Regions from separate parts of the Mus musculus genome. Here all the other regions are linked to region 1. Evidence: chromatin loops called from intact Hi-C (ENCODE). Cell type or tissue: heart. All regions are shown on one strand.

Evidence for each region. Peaks named below come from ENCODE experiments on the same cell type or tissue, not always from the same donor. Only the 100,000 strongest peaks of a DNase experiment are listed, where the experiment ranks them.
Region 2: it touches region 1 in a loop (2.7-fold over the local background); 13 of 42 quality-filtered maps call a loop at or near these places.
Region 3: a loop joins it to region 1, with 4 times the contacts of the local background. A loop is called at or near these places in 16 of 42 quality-filtered maps.
Region 4: it touches region 1 in a loop (8-fold over the local background); 28 of 42 quality-filtered maps call a loop at or near these places.
Region 5: a loop joins it to region 1, with 5 times the contacts of the local background. A loop is called at or near these places in 8 of 42 quality-filtered maps.
Region 6: it touches region 1 in a loop (2.7-fold over the local background); 7 of 42 quality-filtered maps call a loop at or near these places.
Region 7: it touches region 1 in a loop (2.8-fold over the local background); 12 of 42 quality-filtered maps call a loop at or near these places.

The regions. Positions count from the first base shown.
Region 1 is chr19:24,960,086-24,964,085 of GRCm38, reverse strand. Cbwd1 (COBW domain containing 1) reads left to right here and starts at 2,470. Exons shown (of 15, transcript NM_146097.3): 1 at 2,470-2,702. The coding sequence starts at 2,555. In heart, a CTCF peak has its summit at 2,231; a DNase peak (open chromatin) is centred at 2,355; H3K4me3 peaks cover 1,368 bases; H3K27ac peaks cover 500 bases.
Region 2 is chr19:25,105,437-25,109,436 of GRCm38, reverse strand. All of the region lies in intron 14 of Dock8 (dedicator of cytokinesis 8), which reads right to left. Among named protein-coding and RNA genes, the nearest start is that of Gm34235, 11 kb to the right of the region's middle. In heart, a CTCF peak has its summit at 1,844 (motif pointing left); no DNase peak of the experiment used is centred here.
Region 3 is chr19:25,442,993-25,446,992 of GRCm38, reverse strand. No RefSeq gene overlaps it. Among named protein-coding and RNA genes, the nearest start is that of Gm26207, 9.1 kb to the left of the region's middle. In heart, a CTCF peak has its summit at 1,747 (motif pointing right); a DNase peak (open chromatin) is centred at 1,732; H3K27ac peaks cover 322 bases.
Region 4 is chr19:25,332,858-25,336,857 of GRCm38, reverse strand. All of the region lies in intron 3 of Kank1 (KN motif and ankyrin repeat domains 1), which reads right to left. Among named protein-coding and RNA genes, the nearest start is that of Gm52392, 66 kb to the left of the region's middle. In heart, a CTCF peak has its summit at 2,265 (motif pointing right); no DNase peak of the experiment used is centred here.
Region 5 is chr19:25,121,301-25,125,300 of GRCm38, reverse strand. It overlaps Dock8 (dedicator of cytokinesis 8), which reads right to left. Exons shown (of 48, transcript NM_028785.3): 17 at 2,777-2,915; 18 at 2,060-2,161. Among named protein-coding and RNA genes, the nearest start is that of Gm34235, 27 kb to the right of the region's middle. In heart, a CTCF peak has its summit at 1,593; a DNase peak (open chromatin) is centred at 2,010; H3K4me3 peaks cover 534 bases; H3K27ac peaks cover 259 bases.
Region 6 is chr19:25,130,526-25,134,525 of GRCm38, reverse strand. It overlaps Dock8 (dedicator of cytokinesis 8), which reads right to left. Exons shown (of 48, transcript NM_028785.3): 22 at 2,290-2,462. Among named protein-coding and RNA genes, the nearest start is that of Gm34186, 23 kb to the left of the region's middle. In heart, a CTCF peak has its summit at 2,034; no DNase peak of the experiment used is centred here.
Region 7 is chr19:25,626,535-25,630,534 of GRCm38, reverse strand. No RefSeq gene overlaps it. Among named protein-coding and RNA genes, the nearest start is that of Dmrt3, 18 kb to the right of the region's middle. In heart, a CTCF peak has its summit at 1,816 (motif pointing right); no DNase peak of the experiment used is centred here; H3K27me3 peaks cover 3,780 bases.

The DNA of each region.
Region 1 (4,000 bases):
AGAAGAGTATACACAGGCTGGACCAAGGCCCACTCTTCCATGTGCAGCTTGGTCATCACGTGGGTCTTGAACAACTGGAACAGGGGCTATCCCAAAAGCTGTTGCCTGTCTCTGGGATATGTTCTACTAGCTGGGCTGCCCTGCCTGGCCTCAGTAGGAGAAGAAGTACCTAAACCCTGCAGAGGCAATGTGCAGGGTTAGGGAGATACCCGGGGAGGTGGGGGGGGGGGGGGCGGGGAGGAGGCGGGAAGGGCTTTACCTCTCTCTCAAAGGAGAAGGGGAGGAGGGATGGGGGAAGGATTGTGGGAGGCGTGAGCGGGAGGAGGGACAGCCATGTAAAGTGAACAAATTTAAATATAAACAAAGCAAAAAGAAAGAAAAAAAGAGAAAGGAAGAGAGAGAGAGAGAGAGAGAGAAAGAAAGAAAGAAAGAAAGAAAGAAAGAAAGAAAGAAAGAAAGAAAGAAAGAAGGAAAGAAGGAAAGAAGAAAAGAGGAGGAAAAAGCCCTTGCTTTTCTGAAATTCTGCTCAGTGACTAAAGTGAGAAAAGAAAATGACAACTCCATAGATTCAATGGATAATTATTTTATTGGAAAGAGATATGCAAAAAGACTAAAGGAACAATTTTACCAAGTTATAAGTCTTATGTTTGCACCTGAGGTTAGAACTTTAAACTGCTAAAATTATCAATTCTCTGGGGAAAAACAAAAAACAACAAAAAAACTGGCCTAGCATCTGAGCACATGATTGCCTTTACCTAAAATAGTAGTTAAGGGATAAAACTCAATATAACATTAACTAATCTAATGTGCACAAGTCAATGTTTTCCAGTGGATTCAGAGTTCTTTTTACCATAATGATAATCACATTTAGAACATTTTTATTACCATAAAAATACATGGTGCCCACTAGCAGGGACTATTAAACCCCTAGTCCTTAGGAGTCACTAAGCTGTTTTCTGTATCTCTAGATTTGCCTGTCATGGACATTCTTCTATATTAATGGACTTGCATAATGTATAGTTTTTATGAATGGATTTATTTTTAGCACATCTTTGAGATATGCTTATCTGGTAGCAGGTAGCCAGTACTTTGTACCTGTTTTTCACCAATTAATTTTTCCAGTCTGGATATGTGGCATTTTGTTTGTCTATCAGTTGATGGGTGTTTAGAGTACATTGAACACCCAATGTATATAACTTATTAAAACCTCATTTTGAGGGGCTGGAGAGAGAGCTCAGCATTTAAGAGCACTGACTGCTCTTCTAGAGGTCCTGAGTTCAATTCCCAGCAACCATATGGTCGTTCACAGCCATCTGTAATGGGATCTGATGCCCACAGAGCAATGCTTGCTAGCCCCTCTTAAAGCCTGAAATTAAACATGGTCAAAACACATAAAAAGATGCTCAGTTTTGTTCAAATCCAAAGAAATACAACTGATGATCACATTGAGGTACTATTTTGTATTTAATTGGGAAAAAAATTCATGTCTGCTAATATTGACATTACACCAATATGATCTCTTACATTGTTGGGAAAATGTATGACTGTCTCAAAATGAAACAAAACAGCAACACCTGAAAACAATTGACAGGAAATTCAGTAGTGAAGCTGGAAATCCAGCAAACCCCAAGAGAGTATACATTGAATGGTACTCTTTTTTATGAAATTGAAAAACAAACAATGGTCAATGTTATTTATGTGCGTGTGTATAAGGACAAACCATAACAAACACATAAAGGAATGTTCAGTATTCCCAAGAAGATTCATGATTATAGTTAGTATTCTAGGCTGGGGTAGAAGAGATGCAATTTAATGTTTTTGGGTTAGGGTACTATCAAGGAATCCACTATAAACACACACAAAGGAGTCCAGAGACTAATGAGAATATTATGAACCAATAAATACAATTATTGATCTGAGTTTACCTTATGTCCAAGTAAAGGAGAAAGAAAAATAAATAAAACTATTACATTGTAAAAGATGAGATAGCTATAATACATAATTATCATTGTAGAATAATTATAATATATAGCATGACTTCACAATTACTCTTTTCCTTGTGAATGAAAGAGATGGACTTCATGAGAATAAAAAAAAAATGGCAACTTGAAAAATGTCTGTCCTGTGGTGAAGCTGCCCAAGCCTAATAGGTGTTGCCTCAGCCCAAGCAACAGACAGTGGCTAACAGCTGGAGCCCACTACAGCTTCGAGGCAAGGGAGCTCCTAGCGTCCTAACAGCAAAGTGCAGTTTGGCCCACGGGCAGAGGGCACGCCCCTAGAGCGTGCTTCACACCCGGGGGGTGTGTCCCTCTCTATAAGGGGCGTGTCCACTGTGCGTGGGGGTGTATCTATCTCTGCGTAGGGGCGTGCCTCCCCCGGGAAGGCGTGTCTAGTTTGAATAGTGGCGTAGCTGGAGGGCGGGCTGGTTCCTCAGAGGCCTGCTCCGCGACGCGTTGTGGTGACATCATCAGCCCCGCGCCGACTGAATCCTGTCGCGGAAACGCGACTGGCGGCAGCTCTTTAGTTCTGGAGTCACTGGTGTCCTGCTGGCGGCATGTTACCTGCTGTGAAAACTGTGGAGGCGGAAGAAGAGTACGCGGAGGATTGTCCTGAATTGGTCCCCATTGAGACCAAGAACCAAGAAGAGGAAAATCTTGACTTCATCACTAAGATTCCAGTCACAATTGTCACCGGGTACTTAGGTAATTAAGGGGGGCTGCCGTGTCTCCTCAGGCACCCGGGCCTCCTGGCCGAGGACGAATCTTCGAGGTAGGGGCTGGGGCCTCTCTTCTAGCATTTTCAAAGGTAGTTTTGAAACTCAGACTCACCTAATGTTATGGTCTCTTGATTAAGTTGTCTTTCATTTGTGAAGCTCATCTCCCCTCAGTTTAGAGTAGAAATAATAAAGTCATCTGAGTTTTCTCATTAAAAAACAGAAAAACAAAAAACCAAAGCAAAACAAAGCCAAATGGTCTATTGTTATTAAAGGATGCCCTGGTCAAGGAAAAAAAAAAAAAAAGAAAGAAAAAGAAAACAAAGATGCCGACTGTAGATTGCCTGACACCTTGCTTAGTGGATTCCATTTCACAGGAACCAAACTCTTCCAGCCATTAGTGACAAGTCCTAAACTGTGCCCTCCCCTTTTGAGGTCCGCTTGGAAAGCACTGTTAAGAGATTGATTTAGAGTAAGACCTTTGTTTTGGGAACTTTCCTAAGCTGGGGGTCTTGAGGGTGCACCTCGGGGGTGTGGTCCTTGGAAAACACAGATTTGTGAAACACGGTGCAGTTTTCTGAAGATCAGTCCACGTGCTTATTTTTTGTTGGAAATGTCTAGATATCCTTTTAAAGCATTACAGTTAACAGCAACAACAAGTAAGTGGCTGAAAATGTGGACAAATAAAAATTGTGGAAAAAATATGAATCAAGTGGTACTCTCATTCCTGTGTGTTGCAACAGACAAGTTGAATCTCGGTGCACCCTTTAGATACAACAAAGAAATCACTGTTGTCTCCACACCACCAGGTTTTGTTTGTTTGTTTGTTTGTTTGTTTGTTTTTCCCCTTCTAGAGTCAGACCAAGGATATTCTAGATTTTACTTGGGCTTCATTTTTATAAAGGAATAACGTTTTGGATTCAGATGCTATTCTATAGAATCAGAGCAAATTTCCTGGTCCAAAGAACATACTTCAGAGTTGGCCCTTGGCCTTTCTGCATTTGGCTTACTGATAGATGAAAGGGACAATACAGGTAATGGCCTGAAGCTCTGAGATCAGGACTAACTCCACCAACCTCCTTGTTCCTGACTGAACCTAGGGGACAGCTGGCCTCCTGTGTCTTTTTTTAAATTTTGATATACCGGGAACACTGTTCCACTAGCCTCCACATTTTCGTTGTTTTTCAACCTATTTCTCTGGCTTCCATCCTTCAGATTCACTTCTGTATAGTTTTTAGTTTAATGTCTTACAGGCATTTCCATACTTAACATGTCCAACACTCTGGA
Region 2 (4,000 bases), 150 kb before region 1:
GAAGAAAAGCTGAGAAATATGCACAGGATTTTCTCACCACTAAACATAACTATTAGCCTCAGGGTACAAATCCTTTAGAACACAGCGAACCAATACGTTGAGGCCCTCTGATTTTATCCTAATTAAACTATCCCATTTATATTTCCACGAATAGTTGCATAGATCTAAACTCATACCTTGGAAGTTATTTAGCAAAAATATGAAGTAAAAGAGGTAGGATAGACCCATCGCTTGCATCCTTATAATCTCTCTGGTATTTTAAGCTAGTGGGCAAATAATTTTACTTTTCAATCTAAAAATATATGTGTAATCAGTTAGCCATGGTTTCTTAAGTGGGGGCTGATGCGTATATAGCTCAGTTGTAGAGTGTATGCTTAGCAGCGGGAGGCCTTAACTTCCATCTCCAGCACCAAAATAAAACTAAAAGTAAAAACACATTGTCTTACTACGCTGTCAGAATTCAGGCCTCCCGCTTGATCCTGCAGGCCTGGTTATGTGGATTTGTACCTGTGGTGTTTGTCTGCCTCTCCCACCGACATCCACTCTTCCCCTCAGAAAACCCTGACACAGCATCTCTTGGTTAGCCCTGATTCCTGCTGTGAGGGTCCAAGGTCAGGCTGTTTGAGGCCTGAAACCACAGGGCATCCATCCATTCATGGAGAGCTGTTAAATACCTCTGCTCTAGAGAGGAGTAAATGAATGTTGACTTTTGGGGACCTCAGTAGATAGGAGAGTTGAAACTGAGGATGAAAACACTTAAAGATAGAAGGTCCCCATTCTCTCCTACATCAGAACAAGAAGTAAGAGGAATAGTCCTGAGGGCTGATCCATCAGAGGAGTTAGCCCTGCTGAAGACCAGTTTTGAAACAAACAAACAAACAAAGGAGCATTGATTCCCTATTTCCTGGGAGGCAGAGGCAGGAGGGTCACTTCAGCCCAGAAGTCTGGAGCCAACCCGAGCAGATCAGTGAGACCCTGTCTGGAAACAATGACGACAAAGGTTAATCAAAATACAGAAACCAAAGACTGCCTCCTGGATTTCAGGGAGTTCTCTCCAGTCTAGACAAACCATGCATCATAGTGAACTACAAGCCGGGATTTGCCTTCATCTAATTACCTCCCCATACCTTCTGCCCCAGTGAGCCTTGACCTGAGGCTATCTGAAAAGAGGGTCTTGTGAACCTCTTGCTGCGTTCTATAAATAGGACCTATAGGGTAAAAATAGCATCTATAACATTAAAAAGCAAGACTTAATTAGAACAGTCAAACGGGAGGGAGCAGCAATTGAAGCATGGTAGGTCCAGATGAGCATAAGCCTGAACTGTACAGCCAACGACTATGCACATAGCCTGTCTTCATGCACCATTCCTCACTGCCTCCCCTGTACCTCCCACCTAATCCTTGGCTCTGCTTCAGTTTCCTGTACCAGAGAGCGTTGGTAGAAGTGTAGGTTTGTACAGGGCACTACTGCCCCAAAGGAGTGGGTTATATAGTGAACTACCGCCCTCCAAGGAGACTTCACTCTGTGTCATGGGATGCACACCTTGGCCTCTTTCCACTCCACCTTCCCAAAAAAGCGCTAAATACCGAGGAAGAAGATGGAGCTGGTGGTAAGAATAAAATCCTTTGCAAAAAAAAAAAAAAAAAAAAAAAAAGGAACAGAAGCTCCTCCTGAAGTGCTGGGGTCCTTCTCATTTTTTCTTGGTCTTGCGTTTAAGAGATGAGCCATAAAATGTGTGGGCCTCTGTAACAAAACAGTGTATCTGTTTTCTAATGCAAAAGGTAGCTGCTTGCCTGAGTCCAGAAGTGAGAGAACTGTGCCCTCAAGTGGCTGAATGGTGCACTAAAATCATAGCTCAGGAATAAAAATAAAATAAAAGGCTGTAAAGGACGTTGTCGGCTCTCTTCTGAATTTTTCCATTCTTAGAAAAAAAGAGGATTGTTTATTGTTGAGTTTGGGAGCCAGACATCAGGATGTGGGCTCTGTGTCCCTTTTTTGCACGAGGCCTGAGCTGGAAGCATTTTTGTTTCCATTTCTTGGCTTTTTCAAACAGCTTGATTTTTTTTTTTTTTTTTTTCCCCACTGCTCATCTGAAGTAAATGGTTTGTTAGGGAGTTCTGGCCACTGCTTGCTAAGCCCAGTAAAACAAATGCCTAACCGTTCTCTCTTAAGGTGGACCTCCTTAAACACTTCTCCAAAGGGTGAAAAGCACAAAACCGTCCAATAACTAGACAAGCATGAAGTGTGTAGGCTAAGCTATTCCATTATAACTATAAAGCAAAAAAGGTTCCTTCCTCAGCACAAGATTCACTCAGGAAAACGTATGGTTAGATTAAGCACAGCTCTGAAAAAGCAAGAGAGAGTTCTGTGTGTTCATAAAGAGTGCCCTGCACACCCGGCTTCTCAGGAGGAACAGTTTGTGGGGGTCATGCTCTGTAACGTGTGCATAGGTCCAGTTCACATCTGCAAAGAAGCAAAATTGAATCCACTGGTCCACAGCCGGCCTGAGGTATGGCGCATACACTCTGTCCATCTCTTCTGTTCACTGCTGTTTCTCTGGTAAATCTCTTAGAAGCCCACTGCTTAGTTTCAGCAGGCATAGCAAGCACCAGCTTGCGGCACGGGGCTTTTATAAGTGAGCCACTCCACATACATAAACGAGCTGTTTCCAACGAGGAGAACTGGAAGTGGCTGCAAGTCAGGAGTGGCAGAAGGAATTTTCACTCTGCCTTCGGTACCTTTAATATTTGGAACCTGTGAATGAGGTTACCTATTCCTTAGGAAATAAAACTCGAACAACTAATGGAACAATGAAGAGTGGAGGGTGCTTTTGATAGAGATTTCAGTAGAGGCACATTTATGGAGATTTAAAGAAATGAGGTCTAAGCTTTTTTATATGACCAAGATTCCTTGGTGATGATGCTGAGTCAGCACACAGGCAAGTGGGCCGCACCACAGCACGGAGAGCAAGCACCACCCTCACGTGAGATGTGAGGCTTAGAGACTACTACGTGTTCTTTGACAAACGCACTTGACTGCAAATCTAGATGAACACTGGGATCGCTTCCCAAATCAAGTGGATGAAGGGGTGGGCCACTCTAAGTCACAACAGACCTTTGGATGACGTCATATAGTGGAGAACCTAGCACAGTTCCTGGGGCTCCTGAGCAGGGCCCTCCAGAGTGAGACCAGACATTGTGTGACATGCCCACACTTCCTTCCGGTACTGAAAAGATCCACTTTAGAAATAACGATAACTGGGTTTAAACTGAAAGTCTATTTTATTAAAAACAATCAAGTCCCACTCAAGGGCAAACCCTCTGCCGCAGACGGTTCCTCTGAGTACTTTGGGTTCCTACCGATCACAGTCACTAAACTCCAGCTCCCTGATGATCATTTGGAAACAGCCCTATACCTACCCCGAGCCTTTCTCTTCTCTGCTATGCCACAAGCCTCACAGAATCCAGCAAGACATCACAGGGGCACCAGAGGCTCCTCCTTGTTAGGCCAGATCAGGCTTTCTGGTCTGAGAACACGCAGCTGAATAGGAGGAGGCCTGGAAACAGCTAATTATCCATCAAAGCAATTGTGTTCCGACTGACAGCCTTGTTCTCGGCAAGCACAGTCCTCCAAAGCAGTCCAATAATTAGATAAACAAGACTTCTTCGGAGGCTGGGCCGAGAGATGAAAACGTACTTTATGTGGCTTGCTTTAGTGTAATCACTAGTTAAAAGGTCGACATGGAGTTAACAAGCTCATTACAAACTCTGAGCCTGTGATCTCTGCACACCCCCCCCCCCCATGGCTGCCACCTGATAAGATGGCCTTGAAGGTCTTGCCCAGGCTGGGCCCCAACTCACATTATTTTTATTCTGCTCCTACCACGAGGCATCTGGTACCTCTATTGCCAGCTGTGTTGGGCATCAGGAAAAATATGCCAGGAGTTGTTCCAATGCATTCTTAGGCAAATGTCTAGTCTTTAAAAAGGAAAAGTCTGGT
Region 3 (4,000 bases), 480 kb before region 1:
CCCAGAATCAGACCTGATGTCTCTAATTAAGTAGTAGGATCTAGAATCTTTCAGGGCAGTCACATGAGGCTAGAGGATTTCACTGTCCAGTAGTCATTTGGGCTTTACAGTCAGAGTGGGCTACTTCCTAAGCCCATGTGGTCACAGGACCGAGTTGATTGTATGAGTCAGGTATAGCTCAGCTTGCTGTCTTTTCCTGGCCCTGGGGTGAAGGAAGACACAGGGCACCAGAGCTGCCTGGAATCTTACACAAAGGGGGCAATGATGGTGCACAGCTGCCTCCTAGGTTTACGGTGAGGAGAAAGAGAGCTGGTGTGTATAACATGTTCATAGGCAGAGTATTGTATATCTGAATATTATTTAGGAACTTTTGTCGTTTCTATCACCGAAATGAGCAGAATATGAAATAAATGGTGTCAAGGCAAGATCACTCAGTAGCTTCTCATGGGGACAGAAGGAGGCAGGCCAAGGATTAATTATGTCTCTAATTAATTAGAATCTAGAATGTATCAGAGCAGTCATATGAGGGCACATATCATGTGTGTGTGTGCAGGGTGATGACAACGTGCTGGAAATAGAGATAATGGTGACAGGACACTGGGATGTGCATAATGTCACAGAATTAACATTATGGATGGTTAAAATGGCAAGCTTTGCATTAGGTATATGTTACCACTGTAAAAACAAAACAAAAAAAAAAGCAACCAGGGATAGGGATATAGCTCATTGGTGGGTCATTTGCCCCGCAGCAGTGACAGTCTGGGTTCAGTCCCTAGGACTTTAGCCACGGAGGAAAAAGCAAGTCCTGAAAACAGAGAGGAACAAGGCTGCAACTATGAGTTTCCAGAGGAAGCCACAAGGCAGTGACCCCACCTCCCACCCCCATCCTACCCAGCTCTGGCCTGCCGGGAGGGAAGCAGAAGCTGTTCCTCCACCAGCCTCATGCCCATCATTTCCTTCCTGACACAGCTCAGGGCAAACTCCCCAGCCCTGTGTCCTGTTCCCACAGCACTTCTGCCCGTCCTTGCAAACGCTAGCTGCTTTTGGCCCAGGCACCGTCGACGCTGCAACTCAGTCTTTCTTTTCTTTTTCTGTGTGACTGGTTGGTGGTCTCCTTAGTCCCCTCCGTGGCCAGGGATTGGCCCTCCTCCTGCTTTGGCATTTCTCCCCACCCACAAACCTGTGTTCTCTATCTGGTTTCGCAAATATTCCTTTCTTCTTCTTCTTCTTCTTCTTCTTCTTCTTCTTCTTCTTCTTCTTCTTCTTCTTCTTCTTCTTCTTCTTCTTCTTCTTCTTCTTCTTCTTCTTCTTCTTCTTCTTCTTCTTCTTCTTCTTCTTCTTTCTTCTTCTTCTTCTTTCTTCTTCTTCTTCTTCTTTCTTCTTCTTCTTTCTTCTTCTTCTTCCTCTTCTTCTTTTCGAGACAGGGTTTCTCTGTATATCCCTGGCTGTCCTGGAACTCACTTTGTAGACCAGGTTGGCCTCGAACTCAGAAATCCGTCTGCCTCCGCCTCCCGAGGGATCAAAGGCGTGCGCCACCACGCCCGGCCATTTTAAACTTCTATTCTGCTCACCATGACGACTGGATTTTACTTCGTTACCCACAATCCATACACAGGTAAATCTTTATGAAGTGATGCTATTACTCTGTGCAGTACAACCTAAGATTGCAAATGTGTACTGCTTTTATAAAGTCTACATCCTGCTTGAAAAACTCCTTAGAATGGCTAGAGTGTGAGTGTGTTCATAACTGGCCACTAGGGGGAGCCAATGGGTCAGGACTCGTCGAGGAACAAATTGGTCTGGTTTGGAAGTATGATTTTTTCGGAGACTGAGTGGAACCTGAGGACACATAGTTTTTCAAGTCTCCTTGTAGAGGGACCATGGTGTTGACTCGGTTTATCTATTGAACAAAGTCTACTTAGTTGATTTAACTGGGTAAACATTTTCTTGGCTTAATGTCTCCTGGGGGTTGTTTTAATTCAGTGTCTTATTTTATGGTAGTTGTTGATTCAATAGTTGCCTTTCTTTTTCTCAAATAAGGATGAAATCTGTGTCCCCTCCTCTCTATTTCCTTATTTCTTATCAAATTATTTTTCAGAAATGTGGCCTGCTACCTTGACACTTACCTTGAGCCTCATGCAGACTCCCCTCGATGGATAGGTTCCATACTATGCTCTGTTCCAGGCACCCTCCTATTAGCCCATCAAAGGAGGCTGCCTCTGCTTCTTGCTGTTTTGATTCTTTTGTGGGGAGAGGTGTTTTTTTTTTTCTTTTTTCTTTTTTTAAGATTTATTTATTTATATTTAAATACACTGTAGCTGTCTTCACACACCCCAGAAGAGGGCATCAGATCTCATTACAGATGGTTGTGAGCCACCATGTGGTCGCTGGGAATTGAACTCAGGACCTTCGGAAGAGCAGTCAGTGCTCTTAACCACTGAGTCATCTCTCCAGCCCTGGGAGAGGTGTTTCTTATTTTTTAAATTATTAAAAAAAATTTTTTTGAGCTTATAATGGCGTTATTTCCCTTTCTCTTTCAACTCCAGCAAACATTCTCATCATGTATGCCCCCTACGCTCTTTCCGATTCATAGCCTCTTTTCTTTCATTATTGTTGATGGTGTGTGTGTGTGCTCTTAAATACAAACACAGCCTGTTTCATCTGTATAATGTTATTTGTCTATATGTGTTTCCAGGGCTGAACATTTGGTATTGGACACGAATTGATGTGGTTTTCCCTGGGGAAGAAGAACATTCTTTAGTTGCCTGGAGCTCTTTGTCTAGGGCTGGGGCCTCCCTGGCTTTCCCTCTTCCACGTTAGCATCTCTTTTGGTGCAGCCCTGTTCAGGTCACGTTTAGGCCACCATGTTGGTGAGACATCACGTGCGTAGCTCCTCTGACATCTCCAGCAGACATAATCTCACAGCAAACTTCTTGAACTTCTGGTGTTTGTGCAATCTTTCTGTACCCTCTTCTGTATTGATCCCTGAACCTCAGATACAGGTATCATGTTGTAGATCTATTAGTTGGGAATGGGCTTCATTCTTCATTCTGCATTTCAATAGTTGTGGTCTTCTGTAATAGTCTTAGTCATAAGGAGAAGTTTCCTTGATGAAGGGTAAAGAACTACACTTTCCTGTGGGTATAATGAGAAAATTTAAAATGTAGTTACAGGCTGTGCTGGTTTAATAGAGTGATGGTTTAGGTTCTCCTCCAAAATCCATGATTTCAGTAGCACAGCTCCCCCACTCCCCACTACCCCCCAACCTCCGCCCCAATAGTTGGCTAGGTTTCCAGTACGAGGCATGATTTCCTTCTTGTTGAACAGGCCTAACACCTAATTAGAGAGCTGTTGGTTAATGGCAAGTGCGCCACTACTGTACTGTGGGGGCTTTTGTGCCACACTGTTTACAGTCATCAGAGCCGGCTAGGACTACCGATTCCTTCCTTCCTTTGAAAGCTTGGAAGTTGCTTCTGGCCATGAAAAGCTCGTCCCTAGAAAGGAGGCTTGCAGATCAGATCTAGCGTGAATCCTATGGGTCCTGTATCCTGGTGTCTTCAGCAGTAGGGACTTTCTGTACTTCCCCTCTGAAGGGCAACCAAAGACACCAGAAATAATGTTTTCGGAGTCTCTTAGATAACCCAGACCAACAAACTCAAAGGAAGGCTTCTCATGCCTGGTGTTGGGATTTTTGTTAAGTAGGCTATAGCACTTGGGAGGAGTACTGTCAGCCCTAGACGGATGCATTTCACTTGAACGACGTATGTATATTGATCTACAGACTTGCATCTATTACAGGCATTCTTAGGTAGATAGTCATTTTGATTTTTGAGAAAAGGATGTTCCTAGACGAGACCCCTTATAACCAGGCACAGGGGATGAGAAGTCCATTTGGATGCAGACAAGAAAACCTCATGATCACTTATGCCAGCTACACTGAGGACAACGACCCCACGTGCCTACAGAGCTGCCTGCTCTTGACTTGCTCCCTGAAGCAGAT
Region 4 (4,000 bases), 370 kb before region 1:
ACGTGTTCTTCCTTTGTATCCCAGGCTGGTCTTGGACTCACTGGCTAGCGTGGGCTGGCCTCTAATTCATAATTCTTCTCCTTCTTCATCTCAAGTGCTGGAATAACAGCTACGAGGCGCCACACCCAACTCCAACTGAATGTTTTAAAAGGTCTTTTAGGTCCTTAAGAGTATATACAAACACCGGTTGGGCTGGAGAAATGGCTCAGTGGTTAGGAGCACTGGTTGCTCCTCTAGATGGTCTGGATTCAGTTCCCAGCACCTGCATGGCAGCTCACAACTGGCTGTAATGTCAGTTCCAGGGGCTCCATTCCAGCAGGCTCACACGTGGTGCACATAAATATGCATGCAGGCAAAAGACTCAAACACATAAAATAAAATCAATAATCTTAAAAAGAATTGGTCTGTCATTAAAAACATCACATAAAGTTTCTTTGTGTGTGCACGAGTGCATACAGTAGTGTGTGTGTGTGTGTGTGTGTGTGTGTGTGTGTGTGTGTGTGTGTGTATGCTTTGATTATCTGCAATACTACCCTGGCCAAATATGCCCAACCATGACTGGTGCTTTTTCTTTTTAAAAACATGGTGCTATAGATTGGAACTCAAGTCTTCATGACTATACAGCAGGCACTCTACCAACTCCCCAGCTCCACATAACGTCATACTTGTTATAATTTTGAAAGTTTTACCCCATCCTTCTAAGAGTTCACAGTACTGGATAATCACACAGAGAAATTTCCAACAAGCACAGGAGGAGGAAGGTTTTATTGTTTTGTTTCGTTTCGTTTGTTTTTTAGGGTGCTTCTAGATCCGCAGTTCTCTACCTGTGGGTTGTGACCCCTTTGGAGATCGCATGACCCTTTCATAGGTGTGGCATATTAGATATCCTGTATAGTAAATATTTACAATTCATAACATTAGTAAAATTACAGCTATGAAGTACAACAAGGGTAATTTTATGGCTGGAGGTCACCACAAAAGAACTGTAGTAAAGGCTCACAGCATTAGGAAGGCTGAGAACCACTCTTTGGATCAACTGAACTCCACACATCCTCCTGGCTCTCTCCTAGGCACCTTTGCCGAGTTGCTCTGTAACCTCTCCTCCACCACAGTATCTTCAGGCCTCCCAGATCTGAGAGAAAAATCTTTCTGGAACTCCACCTCTGGGCTGGGCGAGCTGACAGTCCGGCTCTCCTAGCTTGGGGCAAAGCACACGACATATACATGCAGCTGGTGTGGGGTCAGTATGGAAAGCAGGACTCTGCACAAGAGTCAGCAAGCCCAGGACAGGAGAGCGCCAGCAGGGTCTGCACTGCGCAAGCACAGTCACCCATTCAGGAGGGGCTGAGGACAGACAAAGGTAATCTCAAGGCTGTCCTAAACTACCCAACAGCGTGCAAAGAAACGGGGGTGTGTGTGGTGTGTATGCGCGTGTGCGCACTCACTATACTGAGCCTGTATATTAAAGGATGGCCCCCAAAAACTAATAAAATACAAAGTTGAGTGCCAGCCATCCCCCCGAATATAAAACACTTAAAGATCCGAGTGAGCTAACTTACTCAGCCCCTCCTAGCTTTTACACTAACTTTATAGCCAGCATCATCTCATCCAAACCTTACCAAACACAGTCTCCCTGCGAACAAGATGAATGTTGCTATTTTCCCAAACACTCCCTCTTCCTCTTAATTTCTTTTCCCTTCCCTCTCTGTCTGCTATCTCCACAGAAAAACAGCATCAGGCACCCAGTAGGTCCTTCATACAGTTCTGATGAGTACACGAACAAGCATTAAGGCGCTTGCTAACTTGACTCTCATTAGCTGCAGTTGATGTATAAGAGCACTGGCTTCTACCTTAAAAAAAAAATCACATCTTTTAAGGGACTCAGAACACAGGACCATGTGTCAGCATGAGCCCAGAGTTCCCCTTCGCCATGGTGTATGTAGCTCCCCCAAGTCACTCTCCTGCCCGTGCTTGTCATTGCTCATCCAAAGAGAATAGTTCTCTCCAGACAACTGCCTTCTTAGACATTTTCATGCCATTCTAGACACAGTGGCTTTCTGGACTAAGCTGCTTGTCCATAGGAAAGAGGAGAGGAACTCTTCCCTACCTCATTTTTCTCCTGATCCCCTCTTCCTCCAGTACCACTAGTATATACTGCTTTAAAAACAAAAACCTTCTGAGTAGGATACTTTTCAAAAGAGAAAAATTTAAGTTTTTAAGTTTTATCTATGTGGGTTTGTACATATGGGTGCAGTATCCACAGGGGCCACAAGAGGGCATCTATCCCCCTGGAACTGGCTTTATAGGCAGTTACTCATGAGCTGTGGTAAGTGCTTGGGACTCCCCCAAAAGAGGTATTCCTAACAGCTTAGCCATCTCTCCAGCCCTTATGCTGCTGCTTTTAGACCCACGATTCTACCATGGTGTGGATCATGTTGGCTCCCGTCAGCTGAAGGGTTGAGGAGAAAGGCTTGTGGGATCCATACGTACATTGAAGGTTCTCTTCCTCCCCTCACTCAGAATTTAATTAAGCATCCTTCATAGAAACAGAGTCAGGAGAAAAATCAAGCGCTCAGCAAGCAAGAGAAGCCTCCATTGAAGGGCTTTATTTTATCGATTGATTGATTTTCAGTGTATATGTATGGATTTGCCTGCATGACTATGTGCCTGGGGCTGAAGGAGGCCAGAAGAGGGTGTTGGATCCCCAGAACTGAGAGAGTTGTAAGCTACAATGTATGTGCTGGGACTGAATGTGGATCCTCTGCAGGAGCACAAGGGCTCTTAAGTACTGTGCCATCTCTCTGGTCTCTGAAATCTTTCTCCTCACGTCATTTTATTACACATATGGAGTACATATGCTCCCCAGGATATAGAACACTATTTTACATAGCAGGATATTTCTTGATGAAATCTGTTAGACTTTTCAGCAGCCAGACCTTGCATACGCCAAGCACAGACCTTGGGATCACTTCCTTCTTGGGGTGGGAAGTACAGTCTTCCCACATTTGCCCTCCTTCCGGCTACTTGTTCAGAGGGAACAAAGCTACTGGCCCCAAAGCCTTCTGTGACAGCGGTTTTCTTGTTCCTCCCATCACCTGCTGTATTTCTTCTTTGTGTCACCCCACCGCACAGATGTCATGCATGGCTCACACATGGCGCATGCTCACAGACTGGCATGGAAGGATGATTCTCTCAACCAGATACTAAGTATCTATGATGGGGATAACCTAGGATCTGCTAAGTACTATGATGGGGATAATCTAGGATCTGCTAAGTACTATGATGGGGATAACCTGGGATCTGCTAAGTACTATGATGGGGATAACCTAGGATCTGCTAAGTACTATGATAGGGATAACCTAGGATCTGCTAAGTACTATGATGGGGATAACCTAGGATCTGCTAAGTACTATGATGGGGATAACCTAGGATCTGCTAAGTATCTATGATGGGGATAACCTGGGATCTGCTAAGTACTATGATGGGGATAACCTAGGAGCAGATAGAGGATCCAACACCAGCACATAGCCGAGCACAGCAACGCAACAGAACCTTCCATTGCTGATGAATGAATGACCTCAACGTGACTTCTGTTCCCTTTCAGAGGCACCAAGACAAGACATGGCTGGGTTAAAGAAAACACACACCACACACACACACACACACAGTGAACAATGGACTTGGTTGTTTTTTTAAATTCCCTGATGCACATTTACACCCCAATTCTGTGTTAAGTGAACTTGGTGTTGATCACCATGAATGATTCTGAGTTCACAGCATCACATAGCATACATCTGAAGTTCTGACATTTACCAGAGTCAGGGTCATTCCACTATCTCAGAGATGGGCATGGCACACTAATGGCCATCCAACTCACTTTAAAGTAGTACTGCCTGCTGCCTGCTGTCTTCTATCCCAATTCTCAAAAAAACAAAAAGACAAAAGCAAAACAAAACAAACAAACAAACAAACAACCCCAGACTCAGGGAAACATTGTTCA
Region 5 (4,000 bases), 160 kb before region 1:
ACTAGCCCATTCAAGAGCTCGCTAGCCACTTGCTTCTGCTGTATTTGACAGGGAACAGCAATGGGGAGGGGAGGGCTGAGGGTGAGTCTATAGGTAGGAAAAAGAAGCTACTATTTACTTTAACGCTATTTCCTGCTGGATAAGAACCAGCTCAGTTAATGCTCACTGCACTTTAGAGTCGGATGTGGACTTCCTTTTACCCTTGAGAATCAGAGGATAAACATTTTATCATGGGCTTTGTACTACATGCCAGCGGTGTGACCACACTCACTACATGCCAGCGGTGTGACTACACTCATTATGCCAGCAGTGTGACCACACTCATTACATGCCAGCGGTGTGACTACACTCATTATGCCAGCGGTGTGACCACACTCATTACATGCCAGCGGTGTGACTACACTCATTACATGCCAGTGGTGTGACCACACTCATTACATGCCAGTGGTGTGACCACACTCATTACATGCCAGCGGTGGGACCACACTCATTACATGCCAGCGGTGTGACCACACTCATTACATGCCAGCGGTGTGACCACACTCATTACATGCCAGCGGTGTGACCACACTCATTACATGCCAGCAGTGTGACCACACTCATACAGTTGTTATTTGGGATTTGGATTCGCCTTAAAGCTCAGGTTGGGATTGGCGTGGTGGTGCATACTTGTAGAGAGGCAGAGGCAGGGGGATCAGGGGAGTTCACAGTCGTTCTTGGCTACTTGGTGAATTTGTGGACAGCCTAGGCTATATATATTTTAAGTCCCTGTCTTAAAAAACATTTTAAAAAATTCAACAAAGCAACAACACAAACTCAGGTTTTATCCATGCTTTTGAAAACAAAACAAAACAAAACACCACACAACACAATACAGGAGTTCTTTTAAATTGGAAGGTGGAGCTTAAAAATTGAAAATCAGCTGTGTGTGTGTGTGTGTGTACGTCTTCTTGTTTGTTCTTGTTTTTTTAACAATGGCTCACTAGGTCGTACACTCAGTGATCTTCCTGCCCCAACTTCACTCAGACTGGGATTACAGCACACACCACCTTGCTTGGCTCTGCAAAAGCTGTTGTGAGGGGTACTGTGAGACACTGTATGACTAGGACATAAAGATGAGCCGGAATGTCTCCATCCTTAAGCTAGCCTGTGGTGTCAAGGGGAACAGCTTTAGGGAACAAAGGGAAAGGGCCAACCTGAGGGTATCAGAAAATGGCAGGGGAGAAAGACCATGAAGGGTCTATCTAAACTCAAGGTCCTGGAAATTTCTTCAACTTAAAACCCAACAGAATTCAAGGAAGAGCGATGAGTGATCTGAGCCCCAATTCAGATGAGCATAAAAACATGATTCCTGGTGGGGAACTAGAAAGGTGGTCATGGAATGGAGATAGTTTGATATTCAAGATTACATTAAATATAAAGGTCCTCGGATTGTATTGTGATAGAAAGAGTCATATCTTCAAGATGCATGATAAAATATTTATGAGTAAGATGATCTGCTTAAAAACACTACTCATTGATGTAGACCTCTGCTAACGGGTGGAGAAATGTGATACGGAGCTAGGAGCCATGGGACCGACTATCTTTAGACTGGGGTATTGCTACAGCCTGCAAAAGCCAGAACAGCCAGGTCAGGAAGGGCACTGGCTCTGGCATTGGCATCTTTACAGTCCATCCATCTGGCTGTGACCACAAGAGGAACCTGCTGGTACAGGCCTGGAAACATTCTGAAAGAATTCTTGACAAGTACGGTGTCTGTCACAAGTGGGGTCACCCTGCCTCCCCATCTACAGAACCCTAACCCTGTGCAGCGCAGCTAACTCCATGCAGCACAGGTGCACGTTGCACCTACAGAACATTCTGGTGTGGTGACGTCTAAATGAGCAAGATATTCCTCCCATCCTGTCGGAACAACATGCTCTCAGAAAAACACAGCGTGCTTGGAGATGACAGCCCTGGAGAACCCAGCGAGTAACATCCTGGGGAATGGGAAGTGGGTGTGGGAAAGGAACCCCAGACCACAGCAGGACGGAAGCAGCTGCCAGGCAGCGCTGGTTACCTCAGCAGAATGTATGGAGTAGTTGGGTGGTAGTTTTTCCAAGGCAACAGGCAGACAGTAGGATCCGGTTTGAAGACGTTCGTTTAACAGAATCGGCAGCCACTGAAACAGATGGTGTCAAGAGCAGAGAGGGCTTTACGGCTGCACGAAACTCGGGAGATTTATCTAGCTCACAGCCAGCAAACAAAACTAAACAATGATTAGATATTGACCGGGTCTCCTGGCAGCGGTTTGCGTCCCGTTCCCTGAGTTGTAAATTCCCTGAGCATTTCTGAGATGGTAAGGCCAATGATTTGCCGCTTTCTGGGCCCACGGAGTAGCATTTTTTCTTTATGGCCACTGCCAGCTCCTGTCTGATTACCAATGTTCATTTATTTACCTTACATGGTTTTTAAAGAAAAAAAAAAAAACTCCCACCCCCCCCTCTGAAGAGCTAATTCTACATGTGAAGCACTTACATTAAATTTGGAAATAACAGATATTGTAATGCTTCATTTCTTAAATGCTCTTTAGAGATTTACCACCCACCAGCTTTCCATGGGAGGAGCCTGGCACTCTCTAGGTAAAGCTGTTTCTACTCTCTGCTGTAATATGCACCACGTATTTGGCAGCCCCAGGAGAGAAGCAAGTGAGCAGACTGCACACGGCCTCTGCAGAGACCCTGGCTGGTGCGCACCAGCAACCGCAGGGGGAAGCAGCTCGCTGACAGCGACTCACCGAGTACCCCAGAAGGCTTTCTCCGGAGGCCCCTTGCTTCTGCTGACAGCTGATGTGGTAGAAGGTGAAGAGGAGGTGATGATTCACTGTGAGCTTGGCAGGGAGCTTAATTTTCACTTCTTCGTAAAAGTCAGGAGACCTGTATCAGATGCACGGTGTAGGCAGGTCACTCTCGGCAAAAGGATGAGTCCCTGGGTGCGAGACGGAGCCCCTGCTGCCTGCCGACCCTCTGCTCCCATGTGCCTTGCATGCTGTGGGGCTTTTTATTTCACTTTATCCTGCCCCTTGGCCATTAAGGCCTTGCGGCCATGCTGATACTATGAGAAACATTCCACCTACATGAAACCGTCAAGGCTTTGTTACACAGAAAGGACTTTCCCTACATGATAAAGAAACACAAGTCAGTCTGAAGAGGACGAGATTCTGAGTATGATCTCAGCCTCAACAACAGGCCTGGCATGTGGCTGCCTCATCAGTGGACTGTGCTAAGGCTTTACAACATCACCCACTTAGTCTCCTCGACAAGCTTGGCCAAGGTTCACAGGAAGCCCCTAGAGGAGTCTGGTTATCAGGTCAGAGTGAAACCCACAGGGATGTCCCTCCTTCCCTGTGATGTGTAAATGAGGTTAGATAGCCAGTCCTGTGACTCACTTTACTGACAGGATTGAATATACCATTCTTCCTTTGGTTGGCAGATGACAAGATGACCATAGAGAGTTGGGGCTTTGTTTCTGGCCCTCTGGATTTCAGACCAAGTGAGAAAATACTCTTCTTTATTTAACATTATAAAAGTGTCCCTATCGGGGCTGGAGAGATGGCTCAGTGGTTAAGAGCATTGTATTGCTCTTCCAAAGGTCCTGAGTTCAATTCCCAGCAACCACATGGTGGCTCACAACCATCCATAATGAGATCTAATGCCCTCTTCTGGTGTTTCTGAAGACAGCTACAGTGTACTTACATATAATAATAAATATATGGGCTGGAGCCAGCTGGGCCAGAGTGAACAGAGGTCCTGAGTTCAATTCCTAGCAACCACATGATAGCTCACAACCATCTGTACAGCTACAGTGTACTCATATACATAAAATGAATAAATCTTTTTTAAAAAGTGTCCCTATCATCATTTTGTAAATAGAATTATATTAGATAGATATATTCTATCAAAGCCTTAGTCATTTATAAAAATTATGCATTAGCAACACAGAACAGGCGTAAAATCCTCTG
Region 6 (4,000 bases), 170 kb before region 1:
AAGAATGGAACTACTCAGGCAATAAAGAGAACAGATGGTTCTCAAAAGATGAAGAATAGTTGGCCAAGAAACACGTGAAACATATGTGGGATCTTTAGCCAGCAGGAAAAGGCAACTCCGATACTCTTGAAGTGGAGGCAGGTAGGTCAGGAGTTCAAGGCCAGCCTGAAACATACTGGATAAACACAACCTCTTTAGGTGGGGCTGGGAAAACTGAATATCATATATAGAGTAAGGACAGCAGATCCTCCCCCACCAGAAAAAAAAAAGAGGAAAATAAAAGCATTAATGAAACAGCCACTGATTATATCTCACCCTCACTGAGGAGAGCCATCGTTATAGGAAGGGTGTGGTTCATGAGTTCCTCTATGAGGAGCTATGGACAGCTGCTGGCTTTGGGGGCAAGAGTTAGTTTTCTTTCTGGGAGTGGCCTCGGGTAGGTCAACCACACTCCAGTGGATGACCCTGGGCCATGAGTGTGTGTATTATATATGTAATATATAATACATAATATTATCTATCTATCTATCTATCTATCTATCTATCTATCTATCTATCTAGGCTGCACAAATTTGACTCTGTGGGTTATTAAAGAAAACAACAACAACAACAACAACCACCAGAAAGTAAGGGCATGAAGTTTGGTGTGGGCAGAGAGATAGATCTTGGAAGAGTTGGTGTGAATATCATGAAAGGGCCTGCCTAAAATTCTCAAATAATTAATAAAGACGGAAAAGAGAATAGTTGTAATAAAGTGCTAGTGAAGGTGGACAGACTCCTTGTTGGGAACGTAAATTGTCCAATCCTTATAGAAATCAGTATGGTGGGTGCTCAGGCACTGCAAATAGCACTACCCTCTGACCCAGCCAACCATATGTGGCTAGGTACCTGAAAGGCTATCAGTCACACACTGGAGAGACATGTGCACATCCATATTATTGCATCACTATTCACAGTAGTCACGCTATGGAAAGATCTTAAGTGTCTATCAGCAAATAAAGAGGTAGAGAAGATATTTTATACACACAACGGAGTGTTATTCAGTCACAGAGAGCAAGGTTATGCTGTTTGCTAGGAAATGGGCATACTGGGAGACCATCATGTTAAGTGAAGCAAGCCAGACGTAGACAAATATTGCATGCGTTCTCTGGTTTGTGGTGCACACGTTGTATAGGGACACTTGAGTCCATTAAATGCATACAAAATGAAAGCAGAAGGGAAGGGGACCAGTGAAGGGCATTGAGGGGTGAGGGTAAACGTACTCGGTCTACTTGAAACTATAAAACCATCGCATGTACAATGAATATGGACAATTAAACAAACAGACAAGACACAAAATAACCACCCCACACTAATAGTTCCGTTCTGGAAAAGTACCATCAAAGCACCCGACAGAGGTAGAGAGCTGAAGTGATGCTCAAAAGCACTTGCCGTTCTTGCAGAGGACCCGGGTTTGGTTCTCAGCACTCACACAATGGCTCACAACCGACACCTTTGCTGGTATCTTCTGGCACACGGTATGCTCATAGTGTACATACATGCATACATGCAGAAATGCTTCTACATGCAAGTTAAATAAGTGTTTTATGAAAGTATTTGGCAAAGTCGATGGAGGGCAACTGAGTACCTAGCTAGGCATGGTGGCTCACAACTGTAAACTTAGCACTCGGGAGGCTGAGTCAGGAGAATATCCGTGAGTTCAAGGTTGGTCTGAGTTACCTACTAAATTCTAGGCTAATCTGGGTTACAGAGTGAGACACTATGTCAAGACACCTAAAAGAACCAGGCAGTGGTGGCACATGACTGTAATCCCAGCACACAGGAGGCAGAAGCTGGTGGATCTCTGAGTTGAAGGCCAAACCTGGTCTACAGAGCAAGTTCCAGGAGAGTCAGGTTTACACAAAGAAACCCCGTCTTAAAAGAACCCCAAGTTAAAACAACGCCAAAAAGATTCAGGTACCAACAGTTCCTTTAGTGTGCTAAGAAAGCAGGAAAAAAATATGAGAACAGTGCCCCACCGTGTTTTAATACGGTACTACACCAAAACATCAATGGTCAAAACTCTTTCTCAAATACTTCAAAATCTCTATAAAAAGAGTATGTTAGCATTCTAACCACCAAGGAAAGATGGATGTATGTGGTGCTAAACATCCTAAGTACCCTGACCTGATCAACATACAAAATACTTACATATCAAAATATCAAGCTGTACCTAGAAGTGCATACAGTAGACATCAGCTAAGAAGCAAAACAAGAGTACATGTGCCCCCTCCCCACCCCCATCCCTACCTTTGAAGACATGATGTTCTTAACTTCCTCATCGGCTGCACAGTGTGACCCAGTCAGGTCTGGGTTGCTGCTGCTCATCACACGGGCCTGCATCAGCTTTGAACTCACTGCAGCGGCAGATGTGCGTCCATATGTGTGGTATCGGGGGTCGGGGACTACGGTGGTGGGGCCACCTGTACCCCAGCAGCCAGAGACATGTCAACAGACAGGACAGAGTCAGTTACGGAGCTCAAGAAAGACTGACTAAGGGAGGAATGGTGGGGAAATGTGAACCTAAGATGGGGCCTTGAGTATTCTGCAGCTCGGAGGGGCAGGGTGTGAGGTGGAGGGTAGTGGGGAGGGCTGTGGGGGGACTGGAGGCATACACTTGGTACTAGTCTGTCACCAATTGCCAGAGTTTCTGAATTCTCAAGGAAAACGAGAAACACAAATATTTTTGTGTGCTCAATATTTGAATGACACAAGTCTTGTAAGTTTTGGAGGAAAGTTGTTCAGAATTGAGTCACCCAGAGTCATCTTTTGAGGACAGGCAGATGCAATATTTCAAAGGAAGTCCAACTCTGGTTTAAAAATTGGATTGGAACTACAGATTTATGTAAATTATGACTGCAGAGACTTAAAAGGTGCCAAATTTATTTGGATGTGGAATTTTTAAAAGTCTACTGATGGAGTTACAAAGTTTGGAGCTGAGACAATAGGATGGACCATCTAGAGACTGCCATATCCAGGGATCCATTCCATAATTAGCCTCCAAATGATGACACCATTGCATATACTAGCAAGCATTTGCTGAAAGGACCCTGATATAGCTGTCTCTTGTGAGACTAGGCCGGGGCCTAGCAAACACAGAAGTGGATGCTCACAGTCAGCTATTGGATGGATCACAGGGCCCCCAATGGAGGATCTAGAGAAAGTACCCAAGGAGCTAAAGGGATCTGCAACCCTATAGGTGGAACAACATTATGGACTAACCAGTACCCTGGAGCTCTTGTCTCTAGCTGCATATGTATCAAAAGATGGCCTAGTCGGCCATCACTGGAAAGAGAGGCCCATTGGACACGCAAACTTTATATGCCCCAGTACAGGGGAATGCCAGGGCCAAAAAGTGGGAATGGGTGGGTAGGGGAGTGCGGGGGGGTATGGGGGACTTTTGGGCTAGCATTGGAAATGTAATTGAGGAAAATACGTAATAAAAAAAAAGTCTACTGATGATATTTTTATATACCGGGCTACCCAGGCATTGTGGTTTATGGTCTACGTAAATAACTAAGAAGAATACCAAAATGGATTATTATTAACATAGTTCAGGGGAATGAAGACTATTTTATGTGATGAAAAGTTTAAGAACTTTCAATGGTGTCACTGATGTGGCATAGGTTGTGTTTTCCTTGCTGTTATTCTAGAATCTTACAGTTGACAGTTCGCCGTCTTTTAAAGCAGACCCTCAAGTGGATCACAAATTGGCAGTGGGGTAATCACTGAGAAGTTACCAACTAGGCAGACATAGTAAGTACAACATAAAAAAGAGGGAGGGAGGAAGGAAGAGAGGGCAAAGCATCTACAAACTTTTAATTTCAGCACGTATACAAGTTTTACTCTGAAAACCAAAACTGAGCCTTTAATCCAGTGGCAGTGGTCTGACGTGGTACCCTGCTGATACCTGCCCCTATCCCCATCTCCATCTCCATCCCCATCCCTACCCCTGCTCCAG
Region 7 (4,000 bases), 670 kb before region 1:
ACCTTTCAAGTTCTTGCCTGCTGCCAGGGAAGCCATAGCCAGAGATGTCAGCAGCCTCAAGAGGGAAGCAGAATCCTGTCTCACTGCCTAGAGAGCTGCCATCAGGGTGGCAGATTTTATAGGGGTCTGAAATATGTGCAGAACTACGGACATTTTGGAATTGTTACGAACGTACGTCTCTGAAACAGGCTTCCTCATGTCTCCTTCTTCCCTCTCCTAATGGTTCTGAAGGCAGCAGTGAGGACCCTGAAGGTCTCTTCCGTGTGTTTATGAATTGATCCTGGTTTCTGAGATACTCAGAACCGCAAGTTAGCATTCAGGCCTCTCAGGCATCTCAGGGGCAGGTTCAAGAGTCTCATTTTCTATCCAGGCAAGACCTTTCAAAGCTTTGGACCCACGGAGGCAAAAAATAAAACAGATTTGATATTTGGATGGTTGTGCCCTCCTTGTAGAGGAGAAAATGGGGCATCAAAGGGAAGGGTAGCTCTCCAAGAGGCAAATGAAGGGGGAGGGTACAGCCCCGCCTCAGGCTCTAGGACAGCCAGGGATTTCAGCCCCCCAAACCATTCCTCCAGAGAGTCCAGTTTTCCAGATATGTCTGATTTAATTCGGTGACAGGAGCCAGGCACGAGTGGGGAAAGGTACAGCCAGTCTGGTTTCCTGCATCCATGTTTCCCATGCTTCCCAGCAGAGACGTAATATCGCACATAGTCGAGGTTTGCCCATGTGTAAATGCTAGCAGTTGTTTGAGAATGAAACAAAACTTCACATTGGTTAAGCAAAACACAACCAAGAGATAAATCAGGCCTTGGGACCATCTAGCCAGACTCTTGCTGGCTTTGTTTCCTTGTGCTCTGTGACTGTGGGTAAGATAACAGAAACAGGTCACAGGACAGGCCTCTCTGGGAAGGTTGACCAAAATCAGCAAATAGAAACACAGCTAACCCTGACCTACAGGGGCTGGAGAGATGGCCCAGTGGTTCATAGCACTGGGTACTCTTCCGGAGAACAGGATTCTATTCCTAGCACCCATGTGGCAACTCACAACTGCCTGTAACTCCTGTCTCAGGAGATCACAGCAATTTGGATATACTCACGTGAGCTAACCTGAAAGACTAGCCTGTTCTTCTAGGTGTACACTTTATTTATTCATGTATTTTATGTATATGTGTGCCTCTGACTTCAGACACACCCGAAGAGGCAATCATATATATAATAGGATGCTATATATCCTATTATAAGGGATTGTGAGCCACCAATCAAGTTCCTGGGAATTGAACTCGGGACCTCTGGAAGATCAATCAAGCACTCTTAACCACTGAGCCATCTCTCCAGCCAGTTATGCACTTTAAAGATGAGCAGCAGACTCTCAAATGTTAGGACTAGAAGTTTGTCACTTCTTTCCTCGCTGAAAGGCTGGCCTGGGTTTCCTAAGGCTATTCTCTGGTGGGACTAGACTTCAGTGGCTCTCTTTACAACTGGGGGTCCTGAGAGGAAGGGGTTGTCCTCTCTTGGAGCTTTAAGTGAGAAGGCTTATGGGAGATCTCGGATATAGATTGTGAGCGGACACATCGGAGCACTTCAGGGAGATCCAATCCATCCAGTCTACCCCAAGTCACTCCAGGATACTGCTCTTCAGTGCCGCCTGTGGGCTGGAGATGTGCCGCCATGGCCTCAGTCGCAAGTGTCCCGACGGAGAGTTCCTTGAATTTGAAGACAATGAATAAAGAGTTCGTATTCTATTCCTATGAACTGACGTAGGCCTTCCTTGTTTGACCAAAGGAATACTAACGAATACCCAGTTTCATTCCTGCCACTGACCCCTAGGGGGCAGCAGAGCAATGGGAAACAGTAAGAGTGACCATGGCCAGCCTTTCAACGCTGTGGTGTCCTACAAGATGGACCAGGCAGGGTTCTGGTTGCTCTTAACTCCAGGATTCTGCTGCCATCAATCTCTGAGCCACCACTCTCAACAGCCTGGCTGTTATTGCCTTCATTGCTAGAGGTTTTCCTCAACCCAAGAGAAAACAACCTGGTTAGACGGAGACCCACAACTGAGTTGGAAGAGCACTACCACACTTAGGTAGCTGAGCTTAGGCAAATTATTTCTTTGCTTTCTATCAAATGGGAAGAGCAATCCTGACCAGCCTTGCGAGATCCCCAAGAGGACTAGGCGAAGTCACTTAGAACAGTGGCTAACACTGGGAGGTGTTCTCTAAGCCCTTACTCCTATATCCCATAATACCATGCCACTTTTGAGAAATGCAGTTTCTGAGGGAAAGTGGTTTCTAATTAATTAATTTGCATTTGGGATGAACTCAGATTATCCGATGTTTCGAAACAGTGCTATCTAGAGAGCACTTTGAGATACTAATTTGGATAAATTGCTGTTGGGCTAATAAGACTTCCCCTGTGGGTGTGAACAGCAGTATGCAAACCATGCCTCTAATTTTCAAGACTCTAAATATAATAAAGTATTTTTCAGGAGTAAGCCACCTTAGACACAAGTGTTTCTGGAAGACCCGGAACGTACAGTAAATTGTGATTATAGACACTACTGTATGGGAAATACCGATGAGCCCCTTCAAAGACAGAAGACAGTAGAAACAGTCTGCTGATGGCGTTGGCAGCCACCCTCCTGTGACTTCCCACACTGTTCCAGCAGCCCTGAAGAACATCGGTCCAGTTCACTCACTGGGAACCTGAACTGATAAAAAACATCGTTGGAGAGAAACTAAGGTCAGAAAGGAGGGCTAGCCTGGCCTAGCATGCAACAGGTCCTCCAACCCACCTCCAGCACCTCAAAAGGAAAACAACATGGATAGCCAAGCTAACAGATGCAAGTAGTGGGTTCTCAACAAATCTGGCTGTCTACTTTTCCTCTCAACTCCACCGAGTGAGGGTGGTTTGGTTTGGTTTTGTTTTTTGTTTCTGTTTTTGTAAGTTAAACACTAAGCGATCTGGAACCACGTCCTATTTTCTCAGAGGTCTTCCAGTTCAGCCCTTCAGGATAGACTGGCAACGTGGACAAGGAAGGTTCTGGTTGGTCCAGTGGTCAGGATGATGCCGCCTCCCAATTCATTTACTCTGTCTTTCTTCTCATCTTTCCCTAGAAAGATACTAGGTGTTGATGCATCTTTGTGCAAAGCAGAGAAAGGCTCCTTCCTCTGGTATGGTGTTAGATACCTGTGAGACCCATCACTCGGGACACTGATACAGAGCAATGGAGAATTTGAGCATAGGACTAGGATAATTATCAAGACTCGAGAAAGGACGGACGGTGAGGGAGGCAGGGGGCCAAAGAGGATGGAGGAGGATGGAAGGGAATAGAGGGAGATGGAGGGGGATTGAGGGGGTGGAGGGGATGGAGGGGGTGGAGGGGATGGAGGGGGTGGAGGGGGTGGAGGGGATGAAAGAGGATGGAGGGGGATGGAAGGGAATAGAGGGAGATGGAGGGAGATGGAGGGGGATGGAGGGGATGGAGGGGATGGAGGGGGATGGAGGGGGATGAAAGAGGATGGAGGGGGGTGGAGGGGGATGAAAGAGGATGGAGGGGGATGGAGGGGGTGGAGGAAGATGGAGGGGATGGAGGGGATGGAGGGGGATGGAGGGGGATGGAGGGGGATGGAGGGGATGGAGGAGGATGGAGGGGGATGGAGGGGGATGGAGGGGGGTGGAGGGGGATGGAGGGGATGGAGGAAGATGGAGGGGGATGGAAGGGGATGGAAGGGGATGGAGGGGGATGGAGGGGGATGGAGGGGATGAAAGAGGATGGAGGGGTGGAGGGGTGGAGGGGGATGAAAGAGGATAGAGGGGGATGGAGGGGGATGGAGGGGGTGGAGGAAGATGGAGGGGGATGGAAGGGGATGAAGGGGATGGAAGGGGATGGAGGGGGATGGAGGGGATGGAGGGGGATGGAGGGGGATGGAGGGGATGGAGGGGGTGGAGGGGGTGGAGGAAGATGGAGGGGGATGGAAGGGGATGAAGGGGATGGAAGGGG